Regions from separate parts of the Mus musculus genome. Here regions 1 and 3 are each linked to region 2. Evidence: chromatin loops called from intact Hi-C (ENCODE). Cell type or tissue: left cerebral cortex. All regions are shown on one strand.

Region 1 (5,000 bases), 250 kb after region 2:
CAAAAGACCATGAAGCAGAAGACATAGAAATTTAAAATGAAGAAAAGAGGGTATAAAGGAGTAGACAAGGAAATATCAAATAATATTTTTAAAATCTTTAAGAAAGTTTCTTTTTAAAAGCAATTTTCATATTTGAATCACAAACACAGGCACAATTATAAACCAATCTGACCTTGAGTTTATAAAAAGACTGTATTGTCTTAAAAACTAAAGCCTCCTTTTTCCCATGTAAATACTTCTTAAGGCAGTCAGTCAGGGTAAATGAGAGAAGACTATATCGTTGCACATAGTTTTTGTAAAGAAGGTATTTATAATATTTTTTCATTAGTTCTCTGAATATACAAGCAATTTTGGAAACTCAAAACATGTTAACCCCTCTTATTTGAATGTCAAATGTCCTACACAGCCCATGTGTTTGAACACATAGTCTCCACCCATCTGGCAGGTTTTGTAATCTTTTGCTCCCGAGGCCTACCTGGTACAAGAGGCTGTATAGGTGACACCTTGACGATAGTTATAGGTCCTGGGGGCCCAAGCTTCTAATTCAAGCTCCAGACTGCAGGACTTTTGAATGAATACTCTTTACCTCCCAAGTCCCTGTCTGATGATGGGAGGGCTCCTCATGTAAACAGCAACATGTCTATTATAGTTTCTATGTAGATATGAGGCGGAAATGCAGAAAACAAAGTAAGGAATTTACTCTCTCGGGGCGGGGGCTGTAGTGTATTGATGACTTTTATTTGTTAAATCAAATCTTCACACATGATAGTCACACAGCATTCCTCAAAGGAAATGGAAATGTGACCATCTGAAACTCATGGAGAGTCTTTAACGTTAAAGGTGAAAACTAGTCTCTTTGGCCAATTTTCCTTCTAACTAAGATACAAAGTGGGATAAATAATGCACCCACAGCACTTGCCTGCGGAAAATTTTCTCTTCGTTTGACCTTGTTACTGATTTTTTTTTGTTTTCATCTATTTTTAAAATGGCTTTATTCTTTCTACCAAGTAGCATTTTGCTGAGATGCCCTCCTATTTAGAGAGTTATTTTTCTTATCCTCGAAGACCTGAAATTGTACTGTTTGGATGCAGCTCATTTTAAAATGCTGTGTTGGACAGGAAATAGAAGAGCATTGAAAAGAGGCAAACAGGGAACATTAGACACAGATTTGTCTCCCATGCTTCACGGTGATAAATTTGCTGCTCTATATGTTCAAGTTCAAGAATCCCTTACTACACATACGTTTCAAATACAAAAAGGTTTGTGTATTAGGAGCTCGTATTGGCAGAGGCAGTCCTTGTAATGATGATGGAAAACCAAGTGTGAAATCTACACTACCAGCAGAAAGAACACATTCTACTGAATTCAACACCCAATCTTTAGGATAGGAAAGTTGGCTCAGTAGGTGGAGCCCTTATCATGCAAGTGTGAGGACCTGAGTTCAAATGCCCAGAACACGTGTAAAGGTGGTTTCAGAACAGTGGGTCTGTAATCCCAGTGTCCCTACGGTGAGGTGGGGAGCAAAGACTGAAGAATCCTCAGACTCTTGGAAGTCAATCAGCCTTGATTATATGGCAATGGACAGCAAAGAGACTAATCCTGTCTCAAAAAAAGGTAAAGTGAGAAACAGCACCCTCTGAGCTCCACGTGGCTCTAAGCATGTGAGTGCATATGCTGTCTCTGTCTCTGTCTCTGTCTTCCTCTCTCTCTCTCTCTCTCTCTCTCTCTCTCTCTCTCTCTCACACACACACACCTCTCATACACACTCACAGAGACAACTCTCTCACCACACACACACACACACACACCTTACACACATACACTCACACCGTACACACATACACTCACAGAGACAACTCTCTCACCACACACACACGCACACACACACACACACATACACAGATACACCTCTCCCTTTCTCTCTCCCTCTCTCTCTGTCTCTCCCTCCACCTCTATTTCCCCCTGCACTTTCCCTCCCCAACCCCAACTCTCTCTCTCTCTCTCTGTATTCTGCTTGTGGGTCAAATACAAGCTCTCAGCTATTGCTCCAGTGCCATGCCTGCCTGCCTGATGCTACGCTTCTTGTCACAATGATCATGGATTCTCCCTCTGAAACTGTAAACCCTCATTAAAGGCTTTCTTCTATATGTTGCCTTGGCCACGGTGCCTTTTCACAATAGAAAAGTAAACGTGACAGAAGTTATACAGAGTGATGGGATTTAAATGTAGGCACCTGTAGCTCCAGATCCATATTTATTACCAATAAACTTCCAATAAATGTAATCTAAAATTGATGCGATTATATTTAATATTAATGGAATAATGAGGCCAAAGTACAATAACTAAAGAGCAAGACACCAAGTGGAGGAACTATTTATATTATGAACACTAAGGGAGTCGATGCTAGAATTATAAGAATTCCCACACACGAACAACCAAACATTATCTTATAGAATAAAAATTCCCTTCACAAAAAAGAGTTATAAGTGACTCAGAAATATGCAAGAAAGTTCCAAAGTTCCAATTATCCTCCTTTCCCCAATGCCATGCCCTCCTCTCCAGTCAGTCTGCAAGCCTAAGCTTGCTTCAGCCAGCCAGGACCCAGCAGCTGATGTCAGTGACTGTGGAAGCTTCCTTTGCTGCTGCAGCACTAAGCTGTATTTTCTGTCCTCTTCCCGTTCTCTCCACAGGCCTCTGGAACAAATCCTCCTTTCTGAACTTCATCAACAGTGGCCCAGATTAAATCATTGATGTGAATCTTCTTTTTAATCATCTTATTCAAAGAAACATTAAGCTCTTTTCAGATGCCATGTCTCTCATTCTGTTAGAAATGGTGATAGCCTGGGTTATGTGAAAGGCTCTAAATGAGGATGCTCGATCCGGTCCTTATCCTTACAGGCAGGAGCCTGGGCTGGAAGTTGCTCATTCAAAGGCCTCCTAAAGAAGGGAGATGGTTTTACTCTGGGCTTTTACTTCCACTTCTTCATTTATAGAAAGTATATTTAACTCATTCACATCTCAGTGTATGTGGCTCTGTGAGGGGAAGACAGAATGAAAAACAAGGAGAGAGGGAGAGAGGGACTGAGGGCAAGGAAGAGGAGTAAAAGAAACAGGGTGCAGAGGAAGAGAGGGAGCTGCCATGGGAGAGGGGAGAATAGAAATACTGAAACACGAGGAAATTTATAGAAACAATTAAAATTAAAAACGTGTCTTACCAAAGTGGACTGTGAATTCACCAAGGAAGTTTTCAGTGCCAGAGAATGATAAAATTAGAGGTGACCCTAAAAGGACTAAGTTCAGTTTCTTCACTTTGCAAGTAAGGAAATAAAAAGCCAAAACTATAAAAGGAACAAGAGGCAAAGCTTGGGACAGAACAGAATGAGGGTACTGCCAGGCAGAAAATCCCCCATTGTGATGTGGCCAGGCAAGCTGTGGGATGCTGCTGCTCTGAGTCCTGAAAAAAAATGATTTTATTTTACTCTAAAGATGCTACACTTAGACTTTTGGCTTTCCAAGTCTTAAAGTATTCAGCTACTTCCCTCAGGACAGACATGAGGACTCTATGAAGGGAACAACGGTCACATGAGGGAGGACATATTTATTAGCAAGTAAGCAGACATTTTATATGGTCATGTTGGAGGACTGTGGTCCCCGGAGTTGACCCCAACATTTCTTTAAAAGCAAATAAGAACACTAGCTAGGCTGGCCCAGCCCACAGTGAGAACCCCAAGGGAAAAAACAGGAGAGTATTCTCAGTTACTTGATCATCACACATTCAAAAGAAAGGGATTGGGAGAGAACGGGAGTACAAGAGAGAGTCACAAGCAGATACCTGCTATTGGTTCTCCTAGACTCTCCCATCTCAGCTAAGGAAATGAGACCCGATCCATGTGCCAGGCTGCCCAGTATAACAGATACTCCACTAAGCAGGATTAGAAAGAGATGGTCTGAGAAGAAAATGAAAAGGCTTTCTTCCCAGCCGGGGTGCTAGGTAACAAATCACACAGAGGTTCGGAGTTTGGTTTCAGGAGGCACAGACTTGCTTTCTCCCTTTGGTGAGATAATTCTGAACACATCCCAATCAGAAAGGCATCCCATGAAGTTCCTTCCTTACTGACGGGTGGAAGAATCCCCGGGGATTGAAACAATCGCGTAATTCATGATTTGAGCAACTAAAGGGACACCTTCAATAATTCTTAATTTTACTTTAAATTGCATTAACCTGTTGGCTAATGGATTATCCCAAGAAGAAAATACATAATTTAATTTTACAAACACTCTTGGATGAACACATTCTTCCAGAAACCTCAGCCTGTACCTCTAAAACTCTCCTCGGCCAGCTAAGCAGACAGGTCTACGGGTTTGAAGGAGTCTGTTCTTACAGCAAAAGTGGGAAAAGCCCACCTTTAATCTCCCAGGTCAGCAGGGGAGTTAAAACACAGATGTGTTCCAGTCTTCAAATCACCCACATTAAGGCCTGCTGGAAACAGCATCTGGCTTTTCCAATAGGAAAAAAAAATTAATGACCAACTGGCAACAGTTATAACCCTTCATTTATGAGTTTGTCACTACATTTCAAAACAACTCTCCTTCGAAATGATGCTCACAGCCCTTTCCTGCTACCATTTCCAAACAAGGCCACCCAAAGGAAACACACATTAAATTAACACATTCCTGAGTGAAGAAAACACAGATATACTGGAGCCCTTGAACACACTTGGCTGTGCTCTCTAAACCACAGCCCCACTGAAAAGAAGTCGCCTGCTGGCTCTCTAATGGTGCATTCAGAAAATGTCTTCAAAAAATCCCAATCAGAAATGTTGAATCAAAATCCCATTGTTCCTCCTCCTCTGTAAGAGAACTGTGAAGGATGGATGCCCGAGGCTGGAAAAGCAGCAACCCAGTAGGAAGTGACCTGAGCAGAAGGGCACAGTTGTCAGAGCCTGTTCCCCAGGCAACATCTACAGCACAGGCCAAGCTACAGAGAGATGCACCCAGAC
Region 2 (5,000 bases):
CCTTCCTTCCTTCCTTCCTTCCTTCCTTCCTTCCAAACAAACAAACAAACAAACAAACAAACAAAAGTCTCCTAGTATGCAAGCCCAATAATACACGTGGCTTTATGTTCATTCCATTGTTCTATTTGTCTGAGCCAGACAACATTGTTAAAAAGCATAGATGTTAAGGCACATAAATAAGGAATGTTTTCTTAATTCATATATTAGATTTTTCGTCTTCCATTTGCTAAACTAGAGAACTCAGAGGTACACAGATGTTCTTGTCCGTCATCCATATATACCATATTTTCCTGAGATGCACACAGATGTTCTTGTCCGTCATCCATATATACCATATTTTCCTGAGATGCTTTATATTCTTTCCTATTACATATTATCCTCTGCCTTTCTCATTCATGCTCTGTGGGCCATCCATCGCTCTGTTGAAGGCAGTGTGCCTGTTCTATTCTCAGGATGACTCCTCCTGTCGCGTTCTGCTTTGGTATTGGCTCACTGGGATCTCTGACTCTATAGTTCCATGTCCTTTTGCGTTGCTTCCATATCTCACCTCACATGTTTAAAACTCTGCTTCATGGTTTGTTGTTGTTAATTTTATTGTGGCTTATATTCACTATGTCATAGGCTGACAATCCAATGGAGAAAACTTTTCTTATTTCTACCTTTTTTTCCCTCCATTTTAGAACTGGTAGTGGTTGTTTATACTTATTATTTCCATTTTGAATGATCTAAGTCAATCCTGACTAATTTATTTTTGGAAACATATTTAGAAAAAACTATCCAATATAGCAAAGCTGGCAGAATTTTAGCCTGATTCCCTGAGCTGCCTTTTCTGCTGTAAAGTAGTACATATGTGTATGAGTTTTTCTGGCACGTTATCTCACCACCCACGGAGACTGGCATCTGTGAACTGCTTGCCGAGCCCAGCATCTCTGCACTTCTCTGCCATCTCCACAGCACTTCTGCCATCTGACAGTTTACATTTTCTCTCTGAAAGGAAAATTGCCTATTACTATAGAGAGCCACACAGTCTTGGGTAAGGATCTCACTGTTGACAGATGCACCTTGTTATAGCAAGCTGCTTTAGTGCTAAAGGTTCTAACCTCCAAGTATACTGCTCCTAGGGAAATGAAAGCATCTCAGCAGATTATGTAGACTCTGCAGTGGCAAGAAATCAGATGGCACAGAGAGTGCTCTGTCTGCGTATGTCAATGTGACTGTGGGAGATTTTTCTCCTGAATTATTGCTTGGGCCCAGATGTCTCCCCTTGTCATCAGAATACAATTTTATATTTCTAAACAAATTTGTTTTTGTACTGCAGAGCTTCCCCTCTCCTTCAAATCTAGCCCCTAACCATCACCCCCAGCTTTGGGGTAGCCCCCTGCTATGGCCTCTCCTCACTCTCTGTTCCCATTTCTAGGAAACTGAGCAGATCATGATGGAAATCCTGCTTTTTATCTCACCTGTGGACCTCCCCCAACCCAGAACGGCACCTCCCTGCCCATTCTTATTTCTCAATGTTAACTTGAATATTTAGAAACATGGTTTTATTTTTCTATCTCATTACATTTTTATTTCCTTTGATTTTTTTTCTGTAAGAAAAGAAAAGGGGGTGAGGCAGTGCATTAAAATACACTTTCAAATAGAGAGAAGAAAAAGGAGACTTAGCTGGATCTGACATGCTCAGAACATATGAATCCAGACCCAATTAAAAAGGACGTCAACATTACTTACAAGAAGGATTAGATGAGAAAAGGCAAAGTGAGATGCTTAAAGGTATTTTAGAAACATGTTTTAACCAGAAGCCCCAGCAGACACACTTGTCAGGATCCCAGAGGAATTACCTGCCAGGTAACACATAGCCACCACAGCCTTTTAAGAACCAGAGAGGGCAATAAAAATCAAGAATAAAAACCCCACCTACCCAAGAAAGTCAAGACTATATATTAGCACCTAGAATTACCATCTTCCCAAGGCCAGACACTGAGACACCAGCATAAGAACTCAACTATTAACAGTCAGGATATTAAGTCTCCACTAGAGGACACAATCTTCCCGCAGCAGGCCCTGAGAGCTGCAACCTAACTGAATAACAAGACAAATATGTTAAAACAGCCCTTTATGAATGTGGCTGAGGTCCTTAAAGAGGAAATGAATAAGTCCTTCTAAGCAAACACAGTCGAAGGAAATGAACAGAACAGTTCAAAACCTGAAAGTAGAAGTAGAGTCAATAAAGAAAACCCAAACTTTTGGAAATATGGACATGCAAATTTTAGGAACTCGAATAAGAGTTGGCTATCCTTAACAACAGAAAACAAGAGATGCAAGTGAGAATCTCAGACATTGAAGGTACAGTAGGAGAAATGGAGAACTCAGTCAGGGAAGTTGTTAAATCTAAAAATCCTGTCAAAAACCATTTTGAATACATAGGACTCTGGTGGGGTGGGGGGTAAATCTAAGAATAATAGGTATATACAAAGGAGAAAAAACACAGATCGAAGGCACACAAAAAAAAAATCTTCAACAAAATTATAGAATAAAATATCCCTAATCTAAAAAGGAAATACCTATCAAGATACAGGAAGCATATAGAATACCAAATGAACTGGACCAGAAAAGAACATCTCCTCGGTACCTAATAATCAAGGCCCTAAATGTACAGGAAAAAGGAAAGAATATTAAAAGATAATAGGTTATAAAGAACAAATATCATATGAAGGTAGACCTATTAAATTAACACCTAACTTCTCTAAAAGAATTCTAAAAGCCAAAAGGATCTAGATATATGTTCTACAAACTCTAGTAGACCATAATGCCAGATCAGATTACTATGCCCAACAAAACTGTTAATCATAATTGATGGAGGAAGAAAGAAATTCATCAGTAAAACCAAACTTAAGCAATAGCAACATATAAATCCAGCTTTAAAGATGAAGATACGAAGAAAACTCCAACCTGAAGAGGCTGGCCCCACCCAAGAAAACTCAAGGAATCACTTATTCCAGCAAATCAAGAGTGGAAACACACGCACACACACACTACAACAACAACTGCTGCTGCTGCTGCTGCTGCTACTACTACTACTACTGCTACTACTACAAGAAAACAGGAATCACCAAAGACTACTAATTTGTATCTCTCAATATTGTTGGTTTTAATTCCTCATAAAATGACACAGACTAACAGAATGGATGAAAAACTAGGATCCATCCTTCTGCTGCAACCAAGAAACACACCTTATTTAGCACCAAGGATAGACATCACATCAAACATGAAATGAGATATTCCAAGCAAATATCTGGTGTAGCTATTTAAATATCTGACCAAATAGACTTCAAACAAAAAGTAGTCAGAAGATATAGGGAAGAATACTACATACTTATCAAAGGAAAAAAAATCCACAAAGAAAACAACATCAATTCTTATCATCTATACCTCAGATAAAATGGTACTCAAATTCATAGAATAAATACTACTATAACTTAAATCACATATTGACCTTCATACTCTGATACTAGGAGATGTCAATACATCACTCTCAATGATAGACATGTAATCCAGACAAAAACTAAATAGAAAAATGTTGGAGCTAACAGATGTTATAAATTAAATGGACATAAAGATATTTACAGAACATTTCACTCAAATCCAAGGAATATACCATTTTGTCAGTACCTCAGAACATTTTTCCAAAACTGATCATATACTCAGAAACAAATTAAGTATCAACAGATACAAGAAAATAAAAATAACACCCTGCAACCTATCAACAACAGCAAGCTTACAAACTCGGAGAATAACTCACCACTTGAAGAAAATGGGCCAAGACAGAAATAAGAAAGACTTTCTAGAATTGAATGAAAATAAAGACACAGCATACCCAAAACTATGGGGCACAATGTTGGCAGTTGAGGCATGTTCACAGCATTACGTGCCTACATTTTAAAAATGGGGATATGGGATATATCATACTAATAACAGTACACCCAAAGTCTCTAGAACAAAAAGAAGTAGGCACACTCAAGAGGAGTAGAAGGCAAGAAATAATCAATCTCAGACCTGAAAGAAAATTTTAACCAATGGAAGAAGATCTAGGAAGGTCCCTGATGTGAATGATATTTATTCTCCCCATAAAATCTCTGAGAACTTCGGAAACAATGACTACTACTGTGCCCAGACCATAGATTTTCTCTTCATCCAATGGAATGGAGAACTTTTATTTATGTGCTCATAATCCTTAGTAAGAAAATGAACTTACAACATTAAAGTTTTCATTTTAATCAAGATTTTTTTTTAATTCTAGGGTTGTCAGACCATGAAACCACACACCAGAAGTTTCATTAAGCATACACAATATTTATAAAAGCGTTCAGTAATATAACTGTCTCTAACAGGCAGGGGATTATTCTAAACAATGAATGAAAGCTTGGATCTATCATCAGTATTTCATGAAGCAAAGAGCAATGAGATTATATGAATGGAGGGACCTCTCCCCTGATAGCTGTGCATTTGCATGGCGCCTGTTACTGCAGTACAGGGATGCTAAGACAGACACATCAGGGTAAATGAATTAGCCACAGTAAGGGGAAGCACTCCCTTTCTTGTTGGATCTGGACTGAGTCATGAAGAAAACAGTCCTTTCTGTTTTCGTATGCTCTGTGTTGAGACTTGGAAAGGCTGGGGTCCTGACCAGTCAACTGGAGCATCCCATCATTCCTAAAAAACTGATATCTGTATCCTGTCACTCATAATAGAAGAGGGTCCTCTGTCACACAGCAACTCTCCCCCAGAATGGCAGTCTTGTCCTGGCGTTGTTCCTCTCCCCAGGGGCATAGCCATAGAATGTCTGCATGAGGTAAAATCAAATAAAGTTACCATCCATCCATTTAGCTAAATACAGAGAGCTTTTTAATCTATGAGCATTAACATCTGGTTAGGTTTTCCCCAGACTATTCTGGCTAAAGAAATCATTGAGGAATTACATGTCCTTTGCTAATTCTCAG
Region 3 (5,000 bases), 240 kb after region 2:
TGGGCCTTCACACATGAATGATACAGCCAACTGAGTTAAGGATATTTGCTAGATCCTTTGTCCCATTCCCAAGTTACTAAAGACGGACTACTACTAGTCCAGCCCTGAGCAGCTGAGGGTTTGAAGAGTGTATTAAAGACTCCTGATCAGAAGCTGTAGATATCTCTGAGCAGCAAAGGTTAGTTGTAATGTAAATGACTTCTGGTTACTCCATTTCTACTCAAATGGGGCTTCTTTCTGTCCTGTATTATAGAGAAGTCATAATGTCTGCCTAATACCACAGTTTTATCCTCATCATTGTACAGGAAGCTCATCAGTCACTGAGCTCTCTGCGCTCAGAGACATCATGTCCCTCCTCCTGCTCCCTCCCATTATTGCATATCTGAAGATTGTGGCATTAATAGGGCTCATTTTATACCAGGAAATCAAACTTCCTGAGAATGGCAATAACATAAACAAAGAGAACCTATGTATATATACATTTGTGACATCATGGGCCGCGTGAAAGGGTCCCAGAGCGCCCTCAGATGCACAGTAGACTGCACCTTTTGAAGAGTCAACTTTCATTGTTCAGTTTTTTTCCTCTCAGCTGTTTTCAGAGTAAAATAGATTCTCATGAAAGAAAAGAACCGGGACTAAAAGCAAAGAGTAGCTGCTACGCAGTTAATGGGGGGGGGGGGGGGGACAGGGAGCTGATATATGACATCACATATCAAATTATATCAGTTTTCTCAGACTTTGTTTAATTATGCCTGAGTCTTCACAAAGTAGAGTTGGGAGGTATTATTTCCATATAGATCTTGTGGGATAAGGAAGACTAAGTGTCTCTGATGGCTGTTCTTGGTTGTCAACTTTACTAATCTGTAATTATCTAAACCCCAAGCATCTGGGTACACCTGTGAGAGAGGTTCATGACTGAATCATTTGAAGTGGAAAGACTCACCTAAATCTGGATCTTTTGAGGTGGAAAGGTCCTTCTTAAATGCAGGCCACATGTTTCTGCTGGCAGCCTATATAAAGGACATGACAGAAGAAAATTCTGGCTCTTCGCATGTTGCCTTCACTCTCAGTGGCTGCTGCATTGGTTCACATTGCAATTCTTTGCTGGTCATCATTGAGTTTCACTGATGCTCATCTTCAATGATGATGGTCTGATATGAGTTCACCTTGCTTTCTTCACAGATCTTTACTTGTCTTGACTTTGTAAAGAGAAATGCACCAAAGAACTGGTGATGTTCTAGCAGCTTCTCGCCACTACTATGGACTCTGGCCAATCCTTGGAGCTTTGAGGTTTCTTCTGAATTGAACCATGGCTGCTGATTTGTGTTTGGTGACACTCATGAATTGGACTGCTAATATCCTTACAATGATGATCAGAATGCCCCAAAGAACTACTTCTCAACAGGTCCACTTCTACTAACCTTTCTTCCTCCCCTACCTTTAGTTGATGGGCTATAAGAGAGGTCAAAGCATTTAACAACCTTTATTAAAGTAAGTTTTGAAAAATATAAGCCTACATCCAGCATCATGAATTCAATAACTATTGGATTCATGGACACTGCATGGAGTGAAGGCATTGTCAGAAGTGTCGTCCATGTACTTTAATACATCAATGAACATCTAGAATGCATTCACACAGCAAGTAATATACTTGACTGCTAGAGTTACATGTGGGATACCCAGAGACTCTCAGTAGTGGCTTCATGAGATGTGAAATGATGCAAAGGACACTGTGTGAGGAAGTGGATTCTAGAGCTGGAGACAGATATGATGAATCCTGAGCACATCTCCTTGTGATTCAACATAGGCAAGAATTATACATAGGATCACTGTCTATATGTGCATTTTTCCTCTTTTCATTTCCAAGACTCAAAAATGGTGGTTGATGTACCAAATGTTTACTGATGTTTTCAAAATTAGCATTTCCACAATTTCAGCAAATTTGCATTCAATAATTACAGTACTGCACTCTTTCTAATTGATAACTAGTAAGATTTCATTTTACTGGGAAACAAAGCAGCAAATGGACCATACCCACTTGAATTCTTTTTTTTTCCCTAGATCTGGCTCTTTTAATGAACCTCAAATTGTTCTTTTTTCCGGGCAGCAGTCATGGGTTTCCTGGCAACAGCCATTTGGGTTTCCAGGTATTTTAAAGCTTAGATTCTAAAATTCCTGAAGGAGAGTCCTACACAGCTGCAGGATGCACACAGTGGCTGGTTCACAGGACAGCCTTCTCCCCTACATCAACTGTTTCTACAAAAGCAACTGTGTCTTAGCCTTGCATTTACTTATCTGCATTGCTGAAAACACCCAAGTTGTTTCTGTTTTATGGTAATTTCCAAAAGCAAAAGAACAAATGTGTTGCCAAGGAGATGCTGTAGAGAGGAAAGAGGAGTAAAGATGCCCGTATCTGAGCATCTGGTATGTTCCCTGCTCCCGTTCCCCACCCACAGAAATTTACAGCAGCTTCCCAGAAAGGCTGAGATAGCATGAAGACATTGCTCAGTTATCCATGGTCCTCAGATCAGATTTATGCCAACTCACCTCCATCCAGACACTTGACATATGATTTAAATAATTTCTTTGATGGTATAAAAGACCTACTAGGATGAGGAAGCAGCTGTTACAGCTTCACTGAACACATAGAAGACAATTCCGTTAGTGTCATAGGGAGATGGCAAGGAACATGGGGGAAGCCTTTTGGTTTCCACAAGAGTTATCTGGCAGTGTCTAGAAAAGCATGCTTTAGCAACACTGTGTCCGAGAAGATGACAGAGGTCCTCTACAGCCACCAGACCTCAGTGTCTTCTTATAACTGCTGTTTAACTTCTTTAACAGCTGTTTAAATAATTTGTCTTTGTTCTCCATTATTGAAAACCTGAGATTCCTAGGGACAGCGAAACACACTAGTAATATCTTATTATATAACAAAGGTGAAGAATTTTATTGGGAATCCAATGGATGACAGAGATATAAAAAATAATGAAACCTGTTCTTACAGCTCATGGGAAGGCAGAGTCTTTGTCCAAAGCAGCCCAAAACAGCGTATTCACAGGCAGATGTGAAGACACAATCCAGAAGTAAAACCAATGATCTTGATAAATGACTTGTCTCCAATTTCAGATCAATGACAAGGCACAAGTGACAGACTAGACATAGATTGAGAATAAGGAACACTGCACACAATGACAGCTAGAAGTGTACAGTATCAAAGCTATAGAGTACCTTGGACTTATCATTACATGTGTCAGTGGGCCAGACTTTGACCATACTACTCATTGTCAATCAGGAGTGACATATAAGTGTTTTTATAAATCTAGTCACACATAAAATAATCCTATTTTTGTCTTTTCAAAGTTTCACATTATCAAGTTGGGTTCTGATGGGTCAGGACTATTAGAGACTAAAGCAATTAAAATTGTACACTCCCATGATGCGCCAATTCAGACTTGAGACTGAGTAGACTGAGAAACGGGCGTGTTTTGCTGTTCTGTGCTCATTAGTTATTTTAGGAGCAGCATTGGGAGTCCTTACTTCAATAGCTCAGGGTATTGGCAGCATGCTTGCCACCACTCAGGATTATCTCTACTGCTGTTAAGTGAATTTTCAATAGAAAATTAAGCTTTTCAAAAGAAAAGGCACTGCCTACTTTTAAAGTTGATTGGGCTATCATACACTAGCCTGCCAGCCACTCTGTTTATCCTCCCTGTGATGTGAACACAGCAATTGCATACTATGGACTATTATGGATTCTCATGCCCCTCACAAATCACTCCCCTAAGAGAACTTATGCTGCTAGATTTATAACTGTAGGTAAGGGCCTCAAAGGTACCAGACTGAGTCTTCAAGGACTATTATCTATATTTTTTTAACTTTTCAATTTTTTTAAAAAAATAAAATAAACATACATTTAAAAAAGGTCACAAGATTTTTGAAAGAAATGAACCTTTTAGTGAATGTATACATTAAAGAACTTGTGGATTAGCGGAATGGTTTTGCCCTGAGGCTATTCAAGGTGTTAGGGTGATGGTACTTGAAATGTATGAAACCCTCGTGATTAGTCTCTCATGATCTAAGGAGTGATATAATTATAGGTGTGCTTTAGCCTGAAAAAGAGAAACCACATCAATTCTGAGAAGACTAAGGTCCTTCACTTAGCCACATCAAAATACTTATGCCTGCAAAGGATAGCTAAATGTAAAGATATGTATATTTAATATTGAAATTATATGGCAATGCTAAAAGTTCTGCAAAACTCTGGTTATAGCTTGGTGTGTCCGCGCTTCAGTGTATTCTCCGGTAACCACTGTACCACCAGGGAGAAGATGAGGCTTGTACAGATGTGACTTTTACCAATGAGTTTCAAAGAGCTTTTATAAGCTTGTTCTTTTTCAAATTTCTATGTGACAAATAGTGACTGTTCTTAGTTTAAGGATTAACTGGGATTCTTTGACTATGGTTAATAGGAATGCAATACATATAAGTCATTTGTTTAGTTAATTTGAGACAAAGTCTCATGTAGCTTAGGTTGTTCCTGAACACATTATGTAGACAAGGCTGGCCCTGAACTCCAGATCCTCCTGCCTCCACCTCCTAATTAGGATTACAGGACTTGGGAGTACTGAGCTTAAGTTTGTATTCCATAACGTCATTACATATTTATCCTCTTAAATTATTTTTAGCTCTGTGCTTATGTCAAATGTTCATTGCATAGAATATTCCAAACTGACATCTAATACCCATGTCGAATTTAATCCTTTCTCACCTAAGTAGAATTAGCTGATTTGCCCCTGGGCTTGTTCAGTTCTTACTACATGAGCATCTAACTCATCTATGTGAGTTACTACCAGCTCTTGTGTCTAGATGTAGCTATGTGGCTTTGCCCTTACAGAGTTTCTTGGCTGTTTCCTGAGATTGATACTTTGTATCGTTGAAGAGCATTCCCTTAAGCCTCAGAGATTTAGTCATTGATACTTTGTATCGTTGAAGAGCATTCC

The links. A loop is a pair of places that touch in the nucleus more often than their neighbours do. Peaks named below come from ENCODE experiments on the same cell type or tissue, not always from the same donor. Only the 100,000 strongest peaks of a DNase experiment are listed, where the experiment ranks them.
Region 1: a loop joins it to region 2, with 2.3 times the contacts of the local background. A loop is called at or near these places in 3 of 42 quality-filtered maps.
Region 3: a loop joins it to region 2, with 3 times the contacts of the local background. A loop is called at or near these places in 3 of 42 quality-filtered maps.

The regions. Positions count from the first base shown.
Region 1 is chr3:82,658,159-82,663,158 of GRCm38, forward strand. Gm29999 (a long non-coding RNA gene) reads right to left here. Exons shown (of 2, transcript XR_375746.1): 2 at 2,363-2,937. Among named protein-coding and RNA genes, the nearest start is that of Gm29999, 4.2 kb to the right of the region's middle. In left cerebral cortex, no CTCF peak of the experiment used is centred here; DNase peaks (open chromatin) are centred at 2,823 and 3,368.
Region 2 is chr3:82,405,571-82,410,570 of GRCm38, forward strand. No RefSeq gene overlaps it. Among named protein-coding and RNA genes, the nearest start is that of Map9, 50 kb to the left of the region's middle. In left cerebral cortex, a CTCF peak has its summit at 2,035 (motif pointing right); DNase peaks (open chromatin) are centred at 900 and 2,050.
Region 3 is chr3:82,650,149-82,655,148 of GRCm38, forward strand. No RefSeq gene overlaps it. Among named protein-coding and RNA genes, the nearest start is that of Gm29999, 12 kb to the right of the region's middle. In left cerebral cortex, no CTCF peak of the experiment used is centred here; a DNase peak (open chromatin) is centred at 2,419; H3K27ac peaks cover 1,281 bases.